3 separate regions of the Mus musculus genome follow, and regions 1 and 3 are each linked to region 2. Evidence: chromatin loops called from intact Hi-C (ENCODE). Cell type or tissue: heart. All regions are shown on one strand. Each heading gives the region's core, and the rest is flanking DNA. Links, peaks and the distances in the headings are about the cores only. Region 1 has its middle 84 kb from the start of Ch25h. Region 2 has its middle 44 kb from the start of Fas. Region 3 has its middle 20 kb from the start of Ifit1.

What was found. Hi-C counts contacts between places; a loop is a spot of excess contacts. Peaks named below come from ENCODE experiments on the same cell type or tissue, not always from the same donor. Only the 100,000 strongest peaks of a DNase experiment are listed, where the experiment ranks them.
Region 1: it touches region 2 in a loop (2.1-fold over the local background); 4 of 42 quality-filtered maps call a loop at or near these places.
Region 3: a loop joins it to region 2, with 8 times the contacts of the local background. A loop is called at or near these places in 21 of 42 quality-filtered maps.

Annotation. Positions count from the first base shown.
Region 1 is chr19:34,387,011-34,395,092 of GRCm38, reverse strand. No RefSeq gene overlaps it. Among named protein-coding and RNA genes, the nearest start is that of Ch25h, 84 kb to the left of the region's middle. In heart, for the core only: no CTCF peak of the experiment used is centred there; a DNase peak (open chromatin) is centred at 4,962.
Region 2 is chr19:34,330,211-34,338,292 of GRCm38, reverse strand. No RefSeq gene overlaps it. Among named protein-coding and RNA genes, the nearest start is that of Fas, 44 kb to the right of the region's middle. In heart, for the core only: a CTCF peak has its summit at 3,803 (motif pointing left); a DNase peak (open chromatin) is centred at 3,792; H3K27me3 peaks cover 317 bases.
Region 3 is chr19:34,657,158-34,665,239 of GRCm38, reverse strand. It overlaps a transcript of Ifit1bl1 not described here. Among named protein-coding and RNA genes, the nearest start is that of Ifit1, 20 kb to the right of the region's middle. In heart, for the core only: a CTCF peak has its summit at 3,082 (motif pointing right); a DNase peak (open chromatin) is centred at 2,869; H3K4me3 peaks cover 667 bases; H3K27ac peaks cover 909 bases.

The DNA.
Region 1 (8,082 bases), core at 1,959-6,958, 56 kb before region 2:
TACCTGGGTGCCTTCCAACATGGCTTACGGGTTGAGTTTGTAATGCTCACATGCATGTTTTTGTATTCCACAGGCTAAGTCTGTAGCCATAAGCTATACTCTTCCCTGACGATTCTGCCCAGCAAGTCTAAAGTAAAATGACAGCTCAGAATACAAGCATAGCAGGGGGGTTAAGAGCACATATTCTGAATCATACAGACTCAGGTTCAAATCTTACATTGCAATTTAAAAGCCACATGATCATGGGCAAATTACAGAATCTAGCTGCTTTAGCTTTCACACATCTAAGACAAAAAAAAAATGAACGAGGACTTTTAATTGATGGTGTTTTCAGATTCCTTTACTCAGAGCAAAATGGGGCCATGGCAGCAGCTCTCCCGACAGGAATCTGGGGGCAACAAAGTGAGCTAACCTTTTTTTTTTTTGTAACATCACACTCATACCCCTACCTTTTCCACACCCCCAGAATCTGAATTCCACCTGCTGAAGTTTCAGCCACCTACAGCCAATCTCTGTAGTCCCAAAGTATTAACATGGAATCTTCTGGAAATTGTAGGCGTGTAAGCTCAGAATTTAGTAGGTAGAGACAGGGAAAGTGAAAATGTGAGCTATATAGTGTACCTTGTGGAAACCAAAAGTCCCCAGAAAAAAAATTAAAATACTATAAATATTTTGTATGTACCTAGAAATATTTGAAAAATACTCCCTCGGGGGAAAAAGTAACACATTAGAGCAAAATGTCAGATACCAGACAGTGCTTATAGCTTTCTTAGAAAGTAAAGTATGGGAAGTTACAGGTAGAATACAAGATAAATATACTTAAGATAATTAAATCGAAGTCAAAAGTATTAAATCTTTGAGAAATACACAAGCCATTTGGAAAATGATAAAATTCCTATGAATAATATTTTGTAAATATCAATATGAAATGAGAGTTCAATGGGAATGGGCACTATCATCAGTAAGTATGACAATATATAAAAATAGATTTAGAAACAAGCAAAACCCCAACAAGATGGTGGATATCATCAAACTATATTGCATGAAAAATTCAAATAAAAAATAAATTTTCTCCATTACCTAAAAATGACTGCTTTGTTACCACATTTGTATAACAATTTAGCTGCTATACCCATATAACTTTTGAGAATTTTTTATATTTATGAAAAATATGTGGATGTTATCTAGTCTTCAGCACAGCAAACTGTGAAATATTCTGTCATCTTTCACATATTTCCCAAAATAGTTTCCATTTTAATGTGTAAAGAAGTGTATTTTTACATTTTTTTTAAGTTTATTTTTCCCCAGCTTCTACTTCTAGGATTTTAACAATTGATATTCTATCTTTTGGGAATAGAACCCGAATCTAGTACCCTGAAAGCAAGGCAGTTGAAAAAAAAGATTTGAAAGTGTCTGTCAAGTGAAATTGACCCTGCAGGGTTAGTCTCAGCAAAGTTACAGAGAAAATTCTTATTTTCTAGAACTTTCCTGAGTTGGTAATAGCTCTTGCTCACTTTGTTTATCTTTATTCCACTGTGTTTTTTATCAAGTCAGGCCAGTTTCGAGGTCCTGCATAAGAATGAGATTGAGGAGAGATGTCTCTAGTCCTCAAGCCAGTGTCTCCTCTATTGCTGGTTTTTCCCACAACAGTGTGGGAGGCTAAGTCTCCTGACGCTCTCAGGTCAGATGGAGACAGATGAAAATCAGTTCTAAGGAGGGGGGCTGCAGATACATGCAGGCTCTCCTTATGAAGGCAGGACTTTCTCATTGCACCAGAGTCAACGACTTTTCCCGGTTATATTACACTCACTCCACTGAGAACAGGAAAGGAGAGCATTACACAGCTTCTTGACAGTTGTGACAAGGAACAGACGAAAATATCTGAAAGAAATTTAATCTCTTCAGAAAACAGGAAAAAGACCCATATAAGGAAAACTCTACAAAGCAAGACAATGTGGGCCAATTTGGAGGCTTCCCGGGCTGCTACTGTGTAGGCTGAGATCTGCGTATACGTGCACAGTTCCTGGGGTGTGTCTCCCTTATCTTTCTGCACTTTCAAAAACTTGGCTCCCAACTTATTCCACCATGGGTTTTAACACAGCAGACGGAGGAGTTTTGAACATGACTTAGGGCCATTAAGCGTCATTTTCCAAATGTTGATGGAATTAGGAATCAATGACTCATAGGACAGAGATGGGATATCTTTGGTGAAACTAATTTTACAGAATAGTTTCTGGATAACATTGAGAAGAGTCTTTGGGACCAATTTGTCAGTCATGACCCAGCTTGAAAACCTGTCTGGATAATTGAAATCTTGCTTTCTTTGAAATGATGCTTTCATGATCACAAATGGCAGACTTCATAAAACTTTGGTATACAGCAAAGGCATTGTCATTTGAGTTAAGAGGCAGCCTGTTGAATGTAAAAAAATAATCTTCATCAGTTATACATATGACAGAGTTTAATATACAGAATATATAAATAATAAAAACATCAACTGTCAAAAAAACCCACCCAGTTAGATATGGGATATAAAACTAAACAAAGATCTCTAAGTATGAAATACAAATGTCGAGGAACATTTCTTATTTGAACTACTTTGAGACTTTATCTTACTCCATTCAGAATGGCTCAGATTACAGACAAAACAAAGCAAAACAAAACAATAATGATAGGTGTTGGTGTGGATTTTGGAAAATGGAACACTTACTCATTGCTGGTTGGAGTAAAAAGTGATATAACTGCTATGGAAATTCGTGTAAAGGTTCCTCCAAAACAATAATGATAGGTGTTGGTGTGGATTTTGGAAAATGGAACACTTACTCATTGCTGGTTGGAGTAAAAAGTGATATAACCACTATGGAAATCCGTGTAAAGTTTCCTCCAAAACAATAATGATAGGTGTTGGTGTGGATTTTGGAAAATGGAACACTTACTCATTGCTGGTTGGAGTAAAAAGTGATATAACCGCTATGGAAATCCGTGTAAAGGTTCCTCAAAAAGCAAGAATTAAATATACTACACGGTCCAACTATACCATTCTTCAGAATATACCCAGAGGACTCTTTATTATAGAGAAACCTATTAATCCATGTTTATTGCTCCCCTATTCACTATAACTGGAAACTATTCACAAGTAAGTGAAAACAGTTGATAGATGTCTATCAACTAATGAGTGGATAATGAAAATGTGAAATACATTCTATTACACAATAGAATATTATTAAGCTGCTAAGAAAAATGAAGTAAAACAGATAAATATATAGCGATAGAATCACTCACCTGGACTGAGGTAGCTGAGACCCAGAAAGACAACCATCATAGAGTTTCTCTTATTTGTGAATGGTAGCTTTGAGTCAGATATGAATGGCTCATCTGGAATACCCATTGGGGTCTGTAAATTAGTTTAAGGGCCTTGCGTGGAGGCAGGGCATCCAAGGAATGGAAAGTAGAATAAGTGGTATAAAGATTTAAAGGAATAATGCCCCAGGAAGGGCTGAAGTGGAGTGGAATCATTGCAGAAGACAGAAAGAGTGAAAGAGCCAGAACTGGGGGATGGCCACAAGGAAACAGTGTCTTCCAGACGAAGCAGGGCAGCCACATAGCTACACACGGCAGATGCTGATAACATGCACAAGACCTGTGCAAGATCAAGCCAGACTAAACTCCAGGATTTCGAAGAGAGGCAGCATGAAGTCCCACCCCTACTCCCCAGTGGAGACCATATTGGCAATTGTTAGCTACTGGGAGCGGAAGTATTCATTTTAAGTGTTGTCCCTGGTTAAGTTGACTGCACTCCAGAGGAAGGTCATACCACTTGTGGTATTTAAAAACCTCCATGATTTGGGGATTTCCTTGAGATTATGTTTGCCTGATTATGTCTGTATGTCTCTTTAACAAAATCTCCCAGGAGACTCTACCATCAAGGTCACTGAGAGTGGCATTCGATGTAAAAGTCATTTTTATCAGTACAATTCCTCAGGGACCCAGAGGATTCAGAGTAGTCACCAGGCCTGTTCCCTAAAAAAGAAACCTCAGAAATAAAGAGTGGAAAACACATTCCAGGGCTTTGATTCATGAAAGGGTCCCTGGCCCCTTAAGGAAATGCTGAATTTCCTTTCTATGAGCTCATAAATGCTTGTGAATCTAAAAAAAAAAAAAGTCACCATGTCTTTGGGGGAAATTGAGAGAAACGGTGACAGGATTTATTTCCTATTCATTTCAAACATGTGGAAGCCCTGTGTCAGCATAGGACAAAAAGCCATGAGGCTTTAGACATCTCCATGAGTGCCTGGTTAACAAACTCGATGGAGCTTAACTTGGAGTTGAGTTTTCAAAACCCACCAAAGGCCAAGAAGATCTCAGGTAATAACTGATTGATCTTTTAGAAGTGTGGTGGTAATGTGTAAAAGAAGGAGTTTTGAGCTGCCACATCTCAGACAATATGACTCCACTATTGATACTACTTCAGGAGTGCATATGCATCGTGACAGCCAAAGGGTTGGCCCAGAGCAGTTGTGTGGCCCATGATAGCCTGACAGGGCACTGCTGAGCTTTTGGATAGGTAACTTGCTATGGCAATGACCAAACTGAAGGGCCATTCAGCCTGCAATCACTTACTGTTCTGGGCAAGCAATAAAGCCTTTGTTCACCCACTGTACAAACAATGGCTCCCAAAGAAAAAGCACCAGGTCTCTACCAGAGTTTTATTTTTCCCCAGAGAAAAATCACTGGTGAGAATCACATGTGTGTGCAGAAGGGAAAAGTCACCTTACCCTTGAAGAGCCCAAAACTCAGGGTCCCCATCTCTTTAAGGGCGTAGAGGCAGAGTCTAAATGAGGGAAGGACTCTGGAAGAGAGAAAGTCCTGAGTCAAAAAAGAAGAACTTGTTTGCCAAGACCACAAAGACAGCAGTCTCTGCAGGAGCTCCCTCAGCTAAGCAACCCAGGAAGGAAGAGTGGAGAAGGGCACGTGAGCTGTGTGGCCTGAAGATGGAGAGTCCTGCCTGAGTCCTGGACTGCTGCTTCCTCATAAAAGACAACACTCAACTGTTCTCCATGTTAGTGGTGGAGGCAGCTTCTCTCACAAGGTCTGATGGTCAAAGTCCTTCAATTACCTGTGGTTAGGCCTGAAAGATCATATGCAGGGTTTTTGCCTGGAGCCAGACTTGCCAAATATTGCACAGTTTTGATTAGAACTCAAAGTCATTAGCCTCAATAGACAGTAGGGATGTGGCACAAACAGGACAAGAGTTGATGCTCCTGGTGTAGAATAAGAGGCATGTGACTTTGTGTGTGAGTAGGAACACTGTCCATGGACCTCCTGAGGAAAAAAGATAAGAAATTCACATTCACTTACACCTCCATGTACAAAGCATTTCTTACAGCACTAGAGCCATTCTTGGATGAGAGTATAGCCAATTGCTTTGAACCATGATCTTTGGCTTTGTCTGCCATTATACTATTTACTGAATATTAGATTAAACACCGATGTAGAACTGCTATCAATCATTCATTCCAAACCTTGGTTAGAATTGGAGGTTTGCAAAATAAGAAAAAAATCATAGTCTTTTTGTTTGTTTGTTTGTTTGTTTGTTTGTTTGTTATGATTCTTAGTCTTAAAGAGAGCTATTTTGGTTTGTAGCTAACTTGTGTTCCAAACTTGTCAAGGGCATACCTAAGTGGAGAGAGGGAAAGGAAGAGGGAGAAAGAGAGGGAGAGGATGAGGGAATGGGAGAGAAAGAAATGGAGAGGAGGAGGAGAGGAGGAGAGAGAGAGAGAGAGAGAGAGAGAGAGAGAGAGAGAGAGAGAGAGAGAAGAGAGAGGGAGAGAAGGGTAGGGGAAGGAGGAGGGGGAGAGGAAGGGGAGGGGGAGGGAGAGACAGACGGACTTTGAGGGCACAGTGAAGTTGACAGCACTGGGTAATTGGAATCTCTTAGCTCTGTTAGGATTTTATGGAGCAGTGGTTACATACACAGTTTAATTTTGTAAATGACCCTAGAAAGCAAGCGAGATGAAAGCAGGACATGGAAGGAAGAGTCAGTCAAGAGCTTGTTAACCAGCAAGTGACTGCTTATGGCTACATGGGATTCCCTGCTACCGGGGAACCTCTGAGAAATCATACAGAACAAAATCCCATTTGTCTTCAGAGGGAAAAGGAATCTCGGTTTTTGGTTTTTTGTTTGTTTGTTTGTTTTTTGAATAATTGTTGAGACTATACTACCTGATATTTGGCAACTACAAGGTTACTGACTGTGCCTGGATAGAGAACTGATGTGGGAACTATGTACAAGTGTCCCTCATAAGAAGCAATGAACAAATGCATCTGCTGGCTGAAGTTGGCCTTGGAGATGAAGAAACAAAGTCAGGTACCCTACAATTGAGAATTCTGAGCCCCACTTAGCAATTATGAAAACCCAGCAATGTTTCACCAGTTACTGGCACTATGCAGCTACTGTGACTTGGATGCTACGTCGCCTAACACACATCCATCCACATGGGTGGATGGGATGATTTTTATGCAATTGTCAAGTCTTCCACAAAGAAACATAACACTACATGTTTCGAACTTTAATTTAAATCAGCTAGATCCACTAGGAACGTGACAAGATCAAGGCTCCACTTTACATCTTCCCACCGCAATCCTCAAGAATGAAACTTATTCCTGTCTTTCCTTGAGAATCACTTCCATATGATTAGAAGTTGCAATTACGAACACACCGCCGCTATGGCAACCTGAGCAAGACCTGCCCCAAAATAAAAGACGTGAAAATAGGAAGGGAAACAATTGGAAAGAAGATAAGGAAGTGAGGGGGATAGAAAAGGGTAAGGGAAACATGAATATATTAGAATATACTGCATATATGTGTGAATCTGGAAAAAAGTAAAAACATAATTAACTGAAAAATAGAACTAAAGGAAAAAAATCCAGAAAAGATGAAACAATGTTACGTGATAAGGACCAAAGAGGACAGACAGGGTTAGGTCTGTCCAAGTGCAGTGCTGTAGCTCAAGTAGGAGTCCACTCCTCAGGTTAGAGCATCCAACAGACAGGGCCCCACAGAGAAATGATAAAGGACCCACTTCTAAATAGCGTCTTCCCCAAATCAAGATCTTAAATCTTAACATTTTCTTTCCCACAAGTTGAGAGGCAAAAGGAGCAGCTCATTGTCCAGAAGACAGTAGCCTCCAGTTTGGCTAGTGTGGCAGTGCGAGGAATCCCTTAAAAGAAAGGCGAAGTGCTCTGTGTGGTGGCTATATCCCACTGTTTCAGGTGTAAGAAAGAATAAGCGTCTTGGAGCATATTTTATATGAATAAAGACCTACTTTATGCCATGCAAACAGAATGTTCATGAAATGCTACAGATGGGTGGAGTGACAAGCTTCTGCATGAATGAACACGTGGGAAAGGCCACCACTACCATCCTTCGCAGATGGAAGAGTTTCTGACAGAGCCTCAGCATGAAGGAAACAGGAAATGAAGAATTTCCAACTTCTGTTAGGACACATTGAAACTTACTATGCTACCACTGACGTCATACCTTACCTTGGCTGGTGCTCCAAAAGACTCCTGAGATTTTTAAATTTTATTGTAATTTTTAGTTTATTTTTTACACTCCATATTCCATTCCCCGCCCCTCGTCCACCCTCCAACTGTTCCACATCCCACACCTCCTACCCACCCTACCCTGTCTCCATGTGGATGCCCCAACCCAACCTGACCTCTAAACTCCCTGGGGCTTCCAGTCTCTTGAGGGTTAGGTGCATCATCTCTGAATGAACACAGACCCGACAGTCTTCTACTGTATGTGTGTTGGGGGCCTCATATCAGCTGGTGTATGCTGTCTGTTTGGTGGTCCAGTGTTTGAGAGATCTCAGGGGTCCTGATTAATTGAGACTACAGGATCGCCCTTCTCCTCAGCTTCTTTCAGCCTTCCCAGAGTTTTAACTGACTAATTGTTTGAGGGATGAATGCACATATTGGAACTGCATGTCCTCAGAGTCCTCCCACTGATGGCTGATGTTCTCCCTCCTAAGCATGTACCATGTTTGAAAAGACTATCAAGCTTGCTTGAGCTAAAAC
Region 2 (8,082 bases), core at 1,511-6,510:
CGACTACCCAGTTTTGTTCTCTCGTTCTGCATTTTAGTTTGGCTGCAGAGCATTAATGAGGTCATGGAGAGAACCCACTCATGACTCAATAAGCCTAAGTTTGAAGTTGAGATGTGGAGACTAAATAAATAAATAATAAATAAATAAATAAATAAATAAATAAATAAAGCTTAACTCAAGTTGAGTGACCATTCCTGGGTAAGAGAAGAAATGAAAACAGGAAGCTGGGAAACGTCTTCATTACACCTGATTAAAATACATAGTTCAACAGATCCTGCAGCCTGCACCAGATCTATCTAGAATGCTGTCACCATTACCTCTTCTAAGTCTTCATTCATTTGTTACCAAGGAGACAGACCTCCCATCCTCATGCCAGCCTCTGCTACCAGTGGGATAGTATTTGCCCAGTAAAAGAAAAGAAGTATTGATACGATACAGTTAGGTGGGTCCTGAAAACATTCAGAGAAACAAGATCGTCACAAAAGCCCACAGATGGCCTTCCACTTATGTCATATGTCCCAGATTGCTGTCTCTGAATTCCCAATACCGAGGGACCCATGGATGTGATGTACCAGAGAGGCTACTTAGCAATGAAAAGAGTTTTTTTTTTTGTTTTGTTTTCATTTTTGCTTGTGTTATACCATAAACTGAAGAACAAGACCACATCTGCACTCTCCATTAATAACGCCCTGGGAATACAAGCACAGTGAACTGCCTCATTCTAGCCTGTGGTGGTTTTGACAGGGCAAAAAGCAAGTTACGGCAGCTTTGAGATGATGTATCTGTGCCATCTCCAATGTCACACATTTTTCTTAATTGTCCAAGCATAATTAGACACCTTGGGAGGCAGAAGGGCTCTTATTACACCCCTACACACACACACACACACACACACACACACACACACACACACAGACACAGACACACACACACACACACCACGCCACACAACACACACACATGTGACATACTTGGACTTGACATGTATACATACATGCATTTGAGTTGCATAAGGAGCATTTTATTTCTAGCATGTCACTTTGTAAAGTTGAAGAGATCTGACCTCTTTGACTCAGCTAGTACACGATAGAACTAGATGCCATTGCACGACTGTGGAGCAACTAAACTCTGCAGTCTTCACTTGAGCATTTTTACTGCTAAGAAATGGTCTCTCTTGAAAGATGCACCACATATAAGGCTGTGCAAAGCATGATTATGTTTTGACATCCTCAGAATAGCTAAACCTAAAGACAGAAATCTTCTTACTGATGATTGCGGATGGGGCGTTGGGGCTAGGGGACAGCGGGGGTGTGGGAGTGTGTGTGTAAATGCTTAGTACACACTAGCTTTCCTTCGAAGCAATAAAAGCTTTTGGAACCAGATGGAAGTAAAAAAAAAAAGTTGCACAATGTTGTGAAATACTAAATACCACTGAATTGTATACTTTATGATGGTTGGTTTTTATGTTATGTGACTTTTGCCTAGATTAAAAACAAAAGGGAAGAAAGGGACTTTCCGATTTCCAAGTTCTTGAGAAAGCCCTTTCTCCTGAAGGAATGAGTAAGGTGTGATGTGTCCGTCAGTCAAGTGCTAGGCCATGGGAGAGGATGGAGAAGCACCAGGGCAGAGTATGCCCTGGACCAGAATTCAGCAGAACTGGAGAAAGTGCTGCAGTGGGACTCTCTCAACAGCTTCTTCAGAGTCCTGCTGATTCAAGCAGCACTCTCTGCACACCCTCCAATCCACCCTTAGGTCCTAAATCTCATCGGGAACCATGTCTCATAACCTCTCATTTCCAAAGGAACGTTCATTTCCTGAAGACCCGCAACTTTGTTGTATTTCCCCCAGCCCCAGAAATTTTGTTTAAATAATAAAGCTACACAATAGAAGTATCTGGTCCATGCAATTTATCTTTGCATTAGCTGTGGAAATAGGAAGATGCATTGGCAAGGTCTTTGTCCCTCAACAAGACCAGCTCCAGGCATCTGGACACTGTCACCTCTCTTTGTCATGCTTCTCCTTTTGTACACTGCAGCCATACTGACCCCGTTGCAGACCCTCACGCGTGTTTGGCTTGTCCTGGCGTTTGTTCCAGTCCTCCCTCAGATTTAGGCCACCCTGCTGCAAATCTTTGCTCCATCTCACTGAGGCCTCTCCTGACCACTCTATATAGTAGTAACACACCTTGCTTTTTTTTTCTCTCTCTCCCTACCTTTGCCTCAATTCTCCCTGTCCTGATAAACGGATCGGAGCATTTATAATCTCATAACATAGTATTCTGCACAATCATTACACAAATTCTTGTCCGTCCTGTTATGAGAGATCCAGCTCCAGATTGGTGGTCTTTTTGTATGTTATTAGCATGTTATTAGCATGTTATCCTAGAATAGTGCCTAGCTGTAAAAAGTAAGAACTATTTGATAGATAGTTGTAGAAAGATCAAGAGTCCTAGTGGTTCAACATAAACTGCTGTCTCTCTTTATTGATGAGTATTGAATATATTTCCAAATGAAGCCGGTTTTGCTGCAATTTGTAAAGACTTTGTTGTTGTGCACTCTTGATACCTAAGATGGGATTTGAGCATGCACACCCAGGTTCTGAGGATAACACACTGGCCTCTGGCCTAGAGCTAGACCTTCAATCTTTCCCACCATGTTTTCTGGGAACCAGACTGAGACCCCTTGCAGACGGAGAAGGAAGAGAAGAGATTAGAAAAAGTTCCATTGGCTTTAGCCAACAAACCTTGGCAGTTGTGTGACAAAGAATTCTAAGAGGTTCATGGAACTTTGTTGCTAAATTTTCTCACTCTCTTTCAGTACAGTAGAGCTTGCTTCAGTCTTTAATAGAAGACACCAAGTCACTTGTTTATAGACAAATAAGAGTGTATAGGGGTCACAAGGCAGAGCACAGGGGGACTCCATCAACTCTGTCTGGGTCCTACAACATGAGCATACCTGTCTATCAGCTGACTTCCAGATGTTCTGCACCTGGTCCTGTTATCTGACTGTCACCCAGCAAACACTTCCTTCTCAAGTCCATTCTATTAACTTAAGAGAATGGGCACTTACACTTGATATATTTGTATTATAATATAATATACACGTACCTTTAGTTAGTCTAAAAATGGTGGAGTGCTTGTTCAACTTTTAGTTAAATAGTGAATTAATCTCTAAGTTGGAAATATTTCTTTCCATGGGTGTTGGCATACTGAAGCCTTTCAGGCTGTGACCCGAGACTTTGCACATTTTCATAATTGCTGATTAATTATGCAGCACATGAATATTTCCAGTCTCAAACCTTCTGAAGCATGTCTGGACCTGGGGATATGAATTTTAGAGTGCTGTTCATGAAACCCAGGGACTCATGGGTATGAGACAAGTGCTTCCCCCCCCCTTCCCAAAGCCACATCATCTGCAGGACACATTTCCAAACATCCTCAGGTGGTTTCTATGAACGTTAATCTTAAGAACCAATGTCATACTCTATTACAGTTTATCACATCCTCTCATGGGTGTCTCATTCCTGTGCATTACAGTTATAGGAACAACTGATGGACTGTGACTTTAATTTACAGATATGGATAAAGAACATCCAAGATGTTAAATCTAAAATTATACAGCTAGGCCATAAAAAGGGGTTGACTTAGAATCAGACATTGCCTTATTTTAGATAAAACTCTTGTAATATCTGCTTTGTTTTGCTCTTTTGTTGGCAAGTTGAATATGAGAATTAAACTGTGACATACTTTGGAGAAACTTTCAACCAGGACCTGAGTCAGTGCTGGAGAAACAGTGCCATCTTGTGGCCGTGTGGAACCACAGCCCCGCTTTCCTTCCCATTTGTTTGGAGCCCACTGTTATATTTTATTGACAGATCCTTGGGCCTTTTATTTTATAGCTGAGACCTTTTTTTTTTTTTTTTTTTTTTTTTTTTTTTACATTTAGTAAGAGGGAAAACAAACACAGGGATTTCCATTTTTATCTGTCTTTTAGGAATAAAGGACTAGTAATGCATGGCTTTTAAAATAAATGTAAAGAAATCATTTACCATAGCACATTCAGGATATATTAAGACATATTTTTAAAAATTTTTATTAGATATTTTCTTCATTTACATTTCAAATGCCATCCCAAAAGTACCCTATACCCTCCCCCTCCCTGCTCCCCTACCCACTCACTCCCACTTCTTGGCCCTGGCATTCCCCTGTACTGGAGCATATAAAGTTTGCAAGACCAAGGAACCTCTCTTCCCAATGATGGCCAACTAGGCCATCTTCTGCTATATATGCAGCTAGCGACAAGAGCTCTGGGGGTACTGGTTAGTTCATATTGTTGTTCCACCTATAGGGTTGCAGACCCCTTCAGCTCCTTGGGTACTTTCTCTAGCTCCTCCATTGGGAGCCCTGTGTTCCATGCTATAGATGACTGTGAGCATCCACTTCTGTATTTGCCAGGCACCGGCATAGCATCACTCGAGATAGCTATCTCAGGGTCCTTTCAGCAAAATCTTGCTGGCATATGCACTATTGCCTGCATTTGGTGGCTGATTATGGGATGGACCCCTGGGTAGGGCATTCTCTGGATGGTCCATTCTTTTGTCTTAGATCCAAACTTTGTCTCTGTAACTCCTTCCATGGGTATTTTATTCCCTATTCTAGAGAGGAATGAAGTATCCATGCATTGATCTTCCTTCTTCTTGATTTTCTTGTGTTTTGCAAATTGTATCTTGGGTATTCTAGGTTTCTGGGCTAATATCCACTTATCAGTGAGTGCATATCAAGTGACTTTTTTTGTGATTGGGTTACCTCACTCAGGACACATGCTCCACTATGTTCATAGCAGCCCTATTTATAATAGCCAGAAGCTGGTAAGAACCCAGATGTCCCTCAACAGAGAAATTGATACAGAAAATGTGGTACATTTACATAATGGAGTACTATTCAGCTATTAAAAACAATGAATTTATGAAATTCTTAGGCAAATGGATATATCTGGAGCTGAGACATTTTTATCCTACATTTCATGGATTTACTCATCAAAAACAAGGTAATTAAGTCATGTGATAGTAACCAACAGTCAAGTGATTCATATTTTTTCTCACTTTATTTACTGGGGTGTAGGACCATTTTGTCCACTTGTATGATTCTGGACTTGTGGCTCAGGTAGATCCTTCTACCCTGTAACTGGAGGCATCTTCTAATGAAGCTCAAAGTATCAAGGACGTGTCTCCTCTCACTAAAAAATCTTCCCCCTAAAGCAGTATTATATTAGAAACAAAGTTAGAGATTGACCGTTATTTTACTGATGGTGAAGTGTCTAGAATGAAGATCTTGTCTTTCTGACTAGAAAGTAAACAGGTGATATAAAAGCTGAATACATCATATACATCATATTCACACACACACACACACACACACACACACACACACACACACACACACACACAATCAGCATGTCTCCTTGCAGTCACTTGGTTAACTAACATCTTCCCTTCTAACATATTTAATTATCGTGTCTGTGATGCGTGCACATTCGCAGGTGCACATGCACATGTAGCCATTCTTACTTAGGATGTCCCCCTCTATCGCTTTCCACCGCTTTGGTTTGAGAACACATCTTACTCCCACGGTTCTGGTAGACTAGCTGGTCAGGAGCTTCTGGCATTACCTGTCTCTGCTTTCCAACAATGGGGTTACAAGGATGTGCCACCATTACAGTGACTGGTTTCTTTTAGGGCTGGGGATGCAAATTCAGGCTGGAAAGCACACGCACCAAATGCTTTACGCTCTGAGCTACCTGCCCTCGCCCCATCCCAGTTTCTACTTTAAAATACAAAGTTGACTATATCTGAAGGAAAACCCTTCTGTCCCAAAAGCTTATAAATATACATAACATCTACATCACAGATCTCCAAGGTGTTTCAGGTGACAGCACAACCTCCGTCAGTATGTTTCCATCTTTGGAGCCTTCCACTGGAGGGTATCTGGAAGGGGTTTGTCATACCCCAACAGAACTACTTCATAGGATCAGCACTTTATATAATACAGCAAATCAGCTCACTACAGTTTATTATCTTCTTTCTGCCTAGAACCAAGGTATTCATCCAAGCACTGAACTGCTAAGAGGTCTAAGTAAGCATTTAAACCAATGAAAATGTATGCTAGCCTTATTTATGATAGCCAGAATCTGGAAAGAACCCAGATGTCCCTGAACAGAGGAAAGGATACAGAAAACGTGATACATTTACACAATGGAGTACTACTCAGCTATTAAAAACAATGAATTTATGAAATTCTTGGACAAATGGATGGATCTGGAGGATATCATCCTTAGTGAGGAAACTCAAACACAAAAGAAGTCATTAGATATGCACTCACTGATAAATGGATTTTAGCTCAGAAACTTAGAATACCCAAGATACAATTTGCAAAACATAAGAAAATCAAGAAGAGGGAAGACCAACGTGTGGATATTTATTCCCCCTTAGAATAGGGAACAAAATACCCATGAAAGGAGTTACAGAGACAAAGTTTGGAGCTAAGACAAAAAGATGGACTATCCAGAGACTACCCAACCTGGGGATCCATCCCATAATCAGCCACCAAACCCTGACACTATTGCATATGCCAGTAAGATTTTGCTGAAGATACCCCGATATAGCTGTCTCATATGAGGCTATGCAAGTACCTGGCAAACACAGAAGTGGATGCTAACAGTCATCTATAGGATGGAACACAAAGTCCCCAATGGAGAAGCTAGAGAAAGCACCCAAGGAGCTGAAGGGGTCTGCAACCCTATAGGTGGAACAACAATATGAAATAACCAGTACCCCCAGAGCTCGTGTCTCTAGCTGCATATGTAGCAGAAGATGGCCTAGTCGACCATCACTGGGAAGAGAGACCCCTTGGTCTTGCAAACTTTATATGCCCCAGTACAGGGGAACACCAGGGTCAAGAAATGAGAGTGGGTGGGTAGGGAAGCAGGGTGGGGGGAGGGTATAGGGAACTTCAGGATAGCATTTGAAATGAAAATAAAGAAAATATCTAATTAAAAAAAAAAGAAAAGAAAAATGTATGCTAGCTTATAAGTGTGACACATGACCTCACACAAATTTCTGTCTGTGTGATCTATTCTCAGATCACTGGAAACAGAAAGACAAGCCAGAGGTATGACAGAGTTAAAGCCTTAGTCAAATCCCTTTGCTAACAAACTATCAGAGTTGGTGCCAAAGGACAGCTTAAACTAAGTTCCATCTAAACACCGCATGGCATAAGAAAGTTGGACCAATATGGGAGCCAAACTTCCTTCTTCTGGTGCACAAATCTATTTGAACCCGGAAATTATTGAAAGATATAAGTCCCAACATACTAAGAAATCCTGGCTCAGAACAGGAGTCTCTGGAGGAGTTGGTAAATAAATAATAAATAATAAATAATAAATCTTCTATGCATGAAGTTAGTACACATAAATACAAGACTTGTCATTCAGATCTACAATTCAAATTCAAAAATACACCAAGAAGGTCACATGAGTATGGCTAGTGATGTGGCTCAACAGGTAACCTTAGTACAAATTCCTAGAACTCCTGTAAAAGGCAGTTATGGCACATATGTATCTGTAAGCTTGGTAATGGGAAGTAGGCAGAGATGGTGGACTGGCTGCCAGTCTAGGTCCAGGCTCAGTAAGAGTCTGTCTCAACAGAATAAGGTGGAGGATGCTAAATCAGGATACCTCTTATTCTATGGCATCTCAGTACGTGCACATAGACATATACATGTGCACACAAATGTGTATACAGTGCACATGCATAAGTTCTTGGGAGCCATGTGAGGACAGTGAGTTTATGATTGGCAGCATGAGATCACAAGTAAAATTTAATTTTAAAAGTATTTTTAGGAAGGACTCATGAAGAGCTGTAGACTCCTTAAAGTAGGATGATGGAATAAGATTGTGACTGTAGCCTTGGCTGGATTTAAAATCACCTAAGAGACCCACCTCTAGGTAGGCCTGTGGGTATGCTCCAGATAGGCTTAATAGAAGAGGGAAGACCCACACTGAGAGTCTGCACACCATCCCATCCCAT
Region 3 (8,082 bases), core at 1,119-6,118, 330 kb before region 2:
TGTTTTCTCTCCTTCTTTCTACTAATATTTCTTTCCCCCTCCCCCACCTTCCTGTAAAACAAGGATTATCTAATATTAATATGTAGGTTCTTTCCATTCCTGAGATAGTCTCAGTAAAGCAGGCTTATACATAAAAGGTTTGTGAATGGTTTTAGTTTTTTTTGTTTGTTTGTTTTAATGATTTTAGCCTTTTTTTGTTGTTATTGTTTTTATATTTCTTGCTGATTTGGATTGCTGGAGTCAGTGTGCTACACCAATGGGAACACGTGTGAGGAAAGGTGGAGCCGTGCTTGAACTAAGTGACTATTTATTTAATCAGACTGGAGTCCAGAGCCACTTCTCCAGCGCCCACGTTTAGAGGCTGCAGTTAAACCTCTGTGGGATGCTAAGGGGTGGATGGTCCTAGCCACATCCAGTCTCCTCCATGTTGTGCTGCCTAGCTGGATGTCAGCTTAACAAAAGCTGGAGTCATCAGAGAGGAAGGAATCTCAATTGAGAAAAATGCCTCCCTAGTATTCAACTGTAACAAATTTTCTTAATTACTGCTTTTTCTTAATTATTACTTGAGGGGGTCTCCCATTGTGGGTGGGGCCATCCCTATGCTGATGGTCCTGAGTTCTATAAAAAACAGGCTGAGCAAAGCCTTCAGGGGGCAAGCCAGTAAGCAGCACACTTCCATGGCCTCTGTATCAGCTCCTGCCTCCAGGTTCCTGGTCTCCCTCCGTGAGTTCCTACCCTCGCTGGTGTTGGTGATGAACTCTTATATGGAACTGTAAATGAGATAAACCCTTGTCCCTGCAGTTATTTTGGCCATGATGCTTCCTCACAGCGATAGTAACCCTAACTAAAACACATGTTAGAGCCTTCCATTTTCTTCTGTCACTCCTTTCCTCCCTTCCCTCCCTCTTCCAGATTCCTGCGTTCACTTTCCCCTTCTCCATCCTGACTAATATGAATTACATGTACTTATATTCAACACGATGCATTGAAACATGCGTGTACCGTGGAATGGCTATATTGAGGCTTCCCTTTGGTGTCTTATGTTGGTCTCTACATTAGGTGAGGGTCTTATGCTGGCTGGGGATCAGATGGAGCATGCTTCCTTCTTCATAAGGCCAAAAGATGGGGTACCCTGGCTACTAACCACTTAGTGACTCTTCGGACTTCCAAAGAAGGTGGCCTCCTTTAAGGGTGTGTGTGGGGGGAGCAGGGAAAAAGGGGGGTTACTGTAAATCTCTGAATCCCAATGTCCAAATCTTGGAAGGAGAAAACTGACTACCTAACACTGTGTTCTGATTATCTCACATGCTCTGTCACACTGTGACAGCACACACACACACACACACACACACACCGCACAAACACACAAACACACCACGCATACACAAGATACACATTCATAATAATATTAATAAGAAAATTTAAAAGTACTCCACGCAATTAACAATACTTGCTGTGGAGGTTGCATGCAGAGACATTATTTGTTACATAAAGGCATTTTAAAAGAGTCATATCAAAATAGCAACAAGGTGCAGTTGCTTCACATTTGTTTCAGTATGGAGGCTTTGTTCTCTGTCTTAGTCTGTAATCCAGAATCTTCTGAACAGACTTCCATAGGAATCAGTGTTGGGGGAGGGGGGAGGGGGGAGGGGGGAGGGGGGGGATGCTCTACAACCAAAGCAGTTGCTGTTCCCAGCCCCATCCCCTGGGAATTGTCCAATTCATGACCCCATAACCAATCACAGCACTGGGAGTCCTCACATGAAAGGTTAGGGAACACTCTCAGACCCCTAGCTTGCTTCTCTAGCCACTCTCTATCTCCTGTGGATAATGAGAACGTGTGTAGCACATCACATCTATAGAAACACTGGTAGTTGTAACTACAAAATAATGATGCCTTTGTCCCAGAATGAAATATAAATCCGTTTCCTACAGAAACAAGAGAGAAATGGACCTCACAGAGATTTAGGTGATGTTGTCCTTTTTGCTAATAAGAAGCACGCTGGCATTGTCTTTGGGGAGAGTCCTCAGTGGAAGCCAACCTACTTTACACCCCACATTGCATATAAATACAACATACTGGTCTCGTTAGCTTTTTGGTTAACGTAACACAAGCTAGAGTCATTTGAGAAGAGAGAATTATGATTGAGAAGAAAGCTCCACTGAATTGGTCCATGGAACAATTTTGGGATCAACAACTGATTGTCTTGGATGGGAAGGCTCTGCCCCCCCCCCCCCCCCCGTGGGTGTGGTCAACCCTGGGCAAAGGATCCAGGGTTGTGTGAGAAAGAAGATAAGCAAGCCTCGTGGACTGAGCAAGCCAGTAAGCAGTGTTTCTCCATGTCCTCTGCATCAGGTTCTGCCTCCAGGTTCAGGCCTTGAGTTCCTCCCTGACTGCCAGGGATTAATAGTGAACCAGGAAGCTAGATGAAACGAGTTCGTTCCTCCCCAAGCAGCATTTGATAATGGTGTTTATTTCAGCAATAGAAGGCAAACTAGGAGACACAAAGATGCACGTGCATATGTATAATTAATGCTAGATTCCACTTGTGAGAGAAACCATGTAATATTTTGTCTTCAGTCTCATTACTCTCTCCTGTTCCTTTCTTTGGAACTCTTTCTCATAGTCCTCCTTCTATTTACATTTACAAGTAACATATGCGTGCACATATATAAATGTACATATGTACCCCTGCCCTGAGACTCAGAGTTCGGTGGCTCCAGTCCTTGCTAGTAAACCGAACAGCGCAGCAATACTAAGGCGCATGAGCACATTCCTTAGCAAGGACTCAGCCTGTCAAGGGCGGGTCCATGTGCGCATGCTCGCATGCTCTCCACTTGTGTTATGTTGTGTTCTGGCCAGAACCCCTCAGTCACGGCCAAACAAAATTAATGACGCAGGTAGGATTTCCAGAAACAGAGCTTCAGAGTGAGCCCTCGCTGTCAGCAATTGTCTGCCAAGAGATGGAGGTAAGTCAGAGTTTCTGAACCTTGGCGCTTCTGACTTGTGGACTTGATGGATCTTATTGTGGGAAGCTGTTTGTATAGCGTAGAATACTTAGGCTGCATCTTTGTGTATAGCCTCTAGGTGTCAGTAGTACGTCACAATTGCGACAACCAAAAATCCACTGGACTTGATAAGGCCCTCCAGGGCATCAATTGAGAATCATGACTGTAAATACCTTCAGTTATTTTCCTAATTGAAAATATGAATATGCACAATACAAGCAAGAGATATGAGACAGGGTCCAGATGGGAGAAAATTTCTGAATTCATCAAATCGTAAATGGGGCTTGTTTTAAGATTCCAAAACACGTAAAGAATTTGAGGTATGCCAAGGAAGAAATAGTCCCTTCAGTAGGGGACTGCCTGGTGGAAGGTTATTACCACTTTCAGTCTGAAAGAGGACAAGATACATATGTAGCTGTGTCCACGGGCAACTGCTGGGTGCTACGCTTTGGATAGAGTGTGAAGAACACCCTATTAAAGCCTGGCCCCTACAGTGGTGATGTTAAAAGGTGGTGGGACCTTTTAAAGGTGAGGTGTAGTGAGAGGTTGAGGCAGACCATACCTGTTCTCTGGCTTCCCGTCTACCATAAGCCAGTTGTCCACGCTGTGATGTTTTCGGATTTTACATCCCAGACCACGAACTGAAGACATATTTTTTTTAAATGTTACCATGCTCACGTGTGTTATATAGTAGCAGAATAGACTGATCTACTAGACAATCCAGGTTGGAGCAGACTCTCAGGTGGATATTGCTAATTTCCAATGCGATTTGAGCTCTCGCTGAATCGTAAGATGTTTAGGAGATGTGTGTATCCATGGTAGGAGCTGTAGATTGGCCTGATTTAGGTGTTAATATAGTTAAAGGCACAGATGGAATTCTGCTAATTATGTACATGGCAGTAACTTGTCCCTGAAATTCACTGGCCAATCTGATGAGAAATGTCTGCTCTGTCAGCAGATGGTCCTGAATGGGAGGACATTCATGTTGTCAATGCAAGAGTATATTCTGCCCCAGGGCTGGCTTCTTGCTTTTCTCTGCAAATGTCCAGAGTGCACCACACCATACCATTCCTGATGTCTGGGGAGAAAGGACAGAAATCTCTTCCACTGTTGGCCTGGGCAGGGCAGAGTGGTGGTGTGAGGTTAGCAACAAGACAGTAAAAGCCTTTGCTTCCTGGAGGTCCCCAAGCCCCTCCGAGTCACACAGAGTGCTCCAGAGAGTCCTTTTGCATCGGTGGCATTTTCTTTCAGGAATTTTGCATCTGTCCATGATCCTTGACTGAATCAGATTGCTATCCCCAAGTGCCTTAAATAATGCTTCAGATAATACACGGTAAAATGAGAAACTTGTGAGAACAATTTGACAGCGAATTAAACGTCAGCCATGTTACAGAGAAAGCAGACCCTGGGTAATATACCTGTTTGTCTGTTACTTTCACTGAATTCTAAGCCATGTGAGATTTAACAAAAACAAAACAAAACAAAACAAAACAAAACAAAACAAAACAAATCTACCTCTTTGACTTGCGTTTTAGATGTCTAGCACTAAATTGTCGGTTGATCAAATGAATCATTTAAAATGCTAATATATGTCAGGCCAATGTTTTGACACATCTACTCAAAGCTTTTTCTCCTGGATGGCGTTCACTCAGAGGTACTGTCTTTTCCACTCCACCTCTCCACACATAGTCACTAAGACTCATATTTCCTATTCACTGTTTTTAGAATACAGTTAATACTGAGTAACTGTTGAAAAGTTAAAGCATTGTAGTGGATTATGTGCTGTGTTTCTAAAAGCAGAAAATAGAGCAGATTATGAGAATATGTAAACCTAGATGCAGATAAAATGTGAAGGTAGCTGGTATTTTAGGAGTGGGGGGCCAGGCTGCTTACTTTCCCAGAGTCAGTCATCAGCCTTCAGCCTTGCCATAAGACTTCAAGACTGTAGACAAACCCAAGGAGACTGAGGCCTTCCAGGTCTAATGCATCGCTCCTGTTTCTTCAAAGACAATGTCTCTGAACAACCACTACATTTATTCCTGTTAAATAAAGTATTTTTGGTTTTTTTAGCTTTTTTTTTTAATGTTTGTAAATGATGCCTGGGTGGATCTACTTCAGATTTCTTTGAAAGAAACTTGAATTCTAAATATTGGTCATAGAAGAAATATCATGTTGTGGTAATTGTTTCTCAGGTAGGTTAATGAATGGCGAGTTTGGAAAATATTTCCAGCTTTTTTCTGAAAATTCCCACTTCATTATACATATGTATGTACAAGGTAGTCCTGGTTCTTCCTCTTAAGCCCCATGCTCCCGATACACTCAAAGTATATTTACAATTAACTTGACTGTATAGCCAGGCTCTTTTCGAGTAGCTTATATCTTTAAATAACCTATTTATTCTAACCTACATTCTATCATGTGGCTGCCTACTTGTGCTCAGGCACCAAGTATCACTCTGTAGGTATGGTTCTGATGCTAAGGTCCTGTTCCCCGATTGGTTCTTAATCTTTCAGTAAAGAAGCCATGGGCCAATTGCTGAGCAGAAGGGATAGGCGGGTCTTCCCGGTTCTTGGAGGTAAGCAAGGAGACACAAGGATAGGAGAGTTCACCATGCTTCTGATGGAGAAAAGTTGACCATCCATGTGAGATCTTGAAACCAGTGACCACACAGGCTACTTCTACAGGAGGGTGGACAGGGGAGTTGAGCAGGGACTAGATGTAACTGAGCAACTAAAGTTTAGGGCAGGTGGGAAGTGTGGAACAAAGAATACCGATAAGGACACACTTTTCCAGGCAGGAGATAGTAGTGGCCAATAATTGTGTCAAAGGGCAAGTTGAAATTGACCAACTGTGTGTGAGTCTTTTATCCGTTGATTCAAGGAAAGCTGGTAGCATGGCACATTCCTGGAGCTTAGGCTGGGTAGCAAAAGTTACACACAACGTTATCTCCCCGAAGTGTTATCCCAGAATCCTTTCTGCCTACAGGATGTTCCCTCTCCTATTCCTACCTAAGCTATAGGCCACCAGTGTTACTATTGATAGGTGCCAATACAGATACAAGACATTTCCTCTACATGTATTAGAAGTAGAACAGTGTAAGATGTGGGTTTTGTTAAATTAAAGATGAAACATGGCTAAGCTTAGCTATTCTGTCCATATCCTTTCTATCCTGCCCACTGGATTGTGTATTTGTCGCTTGTTTTGTCTGTGTGGTCCATGCTATAAAAGTTGCTCCTCAGGAAGGAAGCTTCAGGTAAGTTCCAGTTCTGGGTCCTGTGGACTCTGTGTCTGAACTGCATGGTGTCCTCAGCTACAGGGACTTACCTTCCACCTCGGCGATACAAACAAAGGCAATAGCAATACCATATAATCTTCTGGAAGTCTCTTGGACAACCTAGACCAACAACTTTAAAAGGGTCTCTCACACCTGGTGTTGGGGTTTTGGTTACATATTCTTTGGCTCTTGGAGGGAGTATCGTCAGCCCAAAGAGTAAAACTTTATTTAAACTATATATGTATGTTTATCAAAGTACTTACATGTACTATAGGTTGGGGGATGTGAGTACTTAATAGTCTGACTCTTTATTATGATTTTTTTCAAATATCCAGACATTTTATGATTACATTTCTTTTTACATCTGCATAGCATTCCATGGAGTGGATATACTACAGTTCATTAGTCATTGATTAGCTGAAGGGCATTTGGTTTGTTTTCCATTCACTGGCTATTGTGAATAACAAATGATCAGCCCTGAAAACAGATACATACAAGGAACATTATGCGGACTGAGCAGGTTGTATTTTTGTGTTTAGGAATATGAGTGGTGTGTGTGTGTGTGTGCACGCTTGCATATATGCACACAAACATATGCATAAATGTGTCTAACAACAATAAAAGGAGAGGCCATGAATGTGTAAAAAGATCAAAGTGGCAGTTCATGTGACATTTTGAAAGGAGGGAAGGAAAGGGGAGTGTCTTAGGGTTTTACTACAAACACCATGACCAAGGCAACTCTTATAAGGACTACATTTTATTGGAACTGGCTTATAGGTTCAGAGGTTCAGTTCATTATCATCAAGGCAAAGCGTGGCAGTTTCTAGGCAGTCATGGTGCAGGAGATGCTGAGAGTTCTACATCTGTATCCAAAGGCTGCTAGGAGAAGACTGGCTCCCATGTGGTTAGAAGAAGGGTCTTAAAGCCCACAGTGACACACCCACTCCAACAGGTCCACACCTCTTCATAGTACCACTCCCTGGGCCAAACATATACAAACCATCACAGGGAGGAACAATGTAATTATATAATAATTTCCAAAAGTAAAAGATATTTAAGTAAACAAAGTAATAACATTTCTGTGTGTTCTGTGAAAAGCCAGAGGAACCGAGTCTTACTTTTCCCCATCACCCCACTGTAAAAAAAAAGAAGAAGAAGAAGAAGAAGAAGAAGAAGAAGAAGAAGAAGAAGAAGAAGAAGAAGAAGAAGAAGAAGAAGAAGAAGAAGAAAGAAGAAGAAAACAAAACCAAAACATTTACTACAATGTTTGGGGGCCAAACCCAGTGTAACCAAGGGAAAATTTGGGAAGCTCACCCACCGTATTGAATTACAGCTCTAATGAGAACATACAGAGGGGAACGAAGGAGTTAATTTGGCCAGATTAATACCGACTTTCTTGCATCTTTACCAGTGATCTGAGTACCTTCGTCATGCTCATGATGAATTTTGGCAGGTGGATTCCAAACTCCGGATTACCCAGTAAATAAGGAGTAGTGGCCACCTGTTCTTCAGTAGCTATGCAACCGAGCCAAAGCAGAAGCTAGGGCCATCCAGTCCCAAGACTAAAAATGTGTGCTTTTATTTTTTTTTCCAATGGTCATACAATTGCCACATGAATTAAGGCAAGCCTCCCTCTAAAAGTGGCTTTGCATCCTCAGAGGTAAGGTATTCAGGGGCAGCTAGGTGAGCCCAAGATTCACACCATTTTCATAGAGGAGAGAAAGATTTCCTGCCTTAGAGAAATCTTACATAAGCCACCTCTGAGACCTGATTCTCATAGGATTTTTATCTGACTCTTG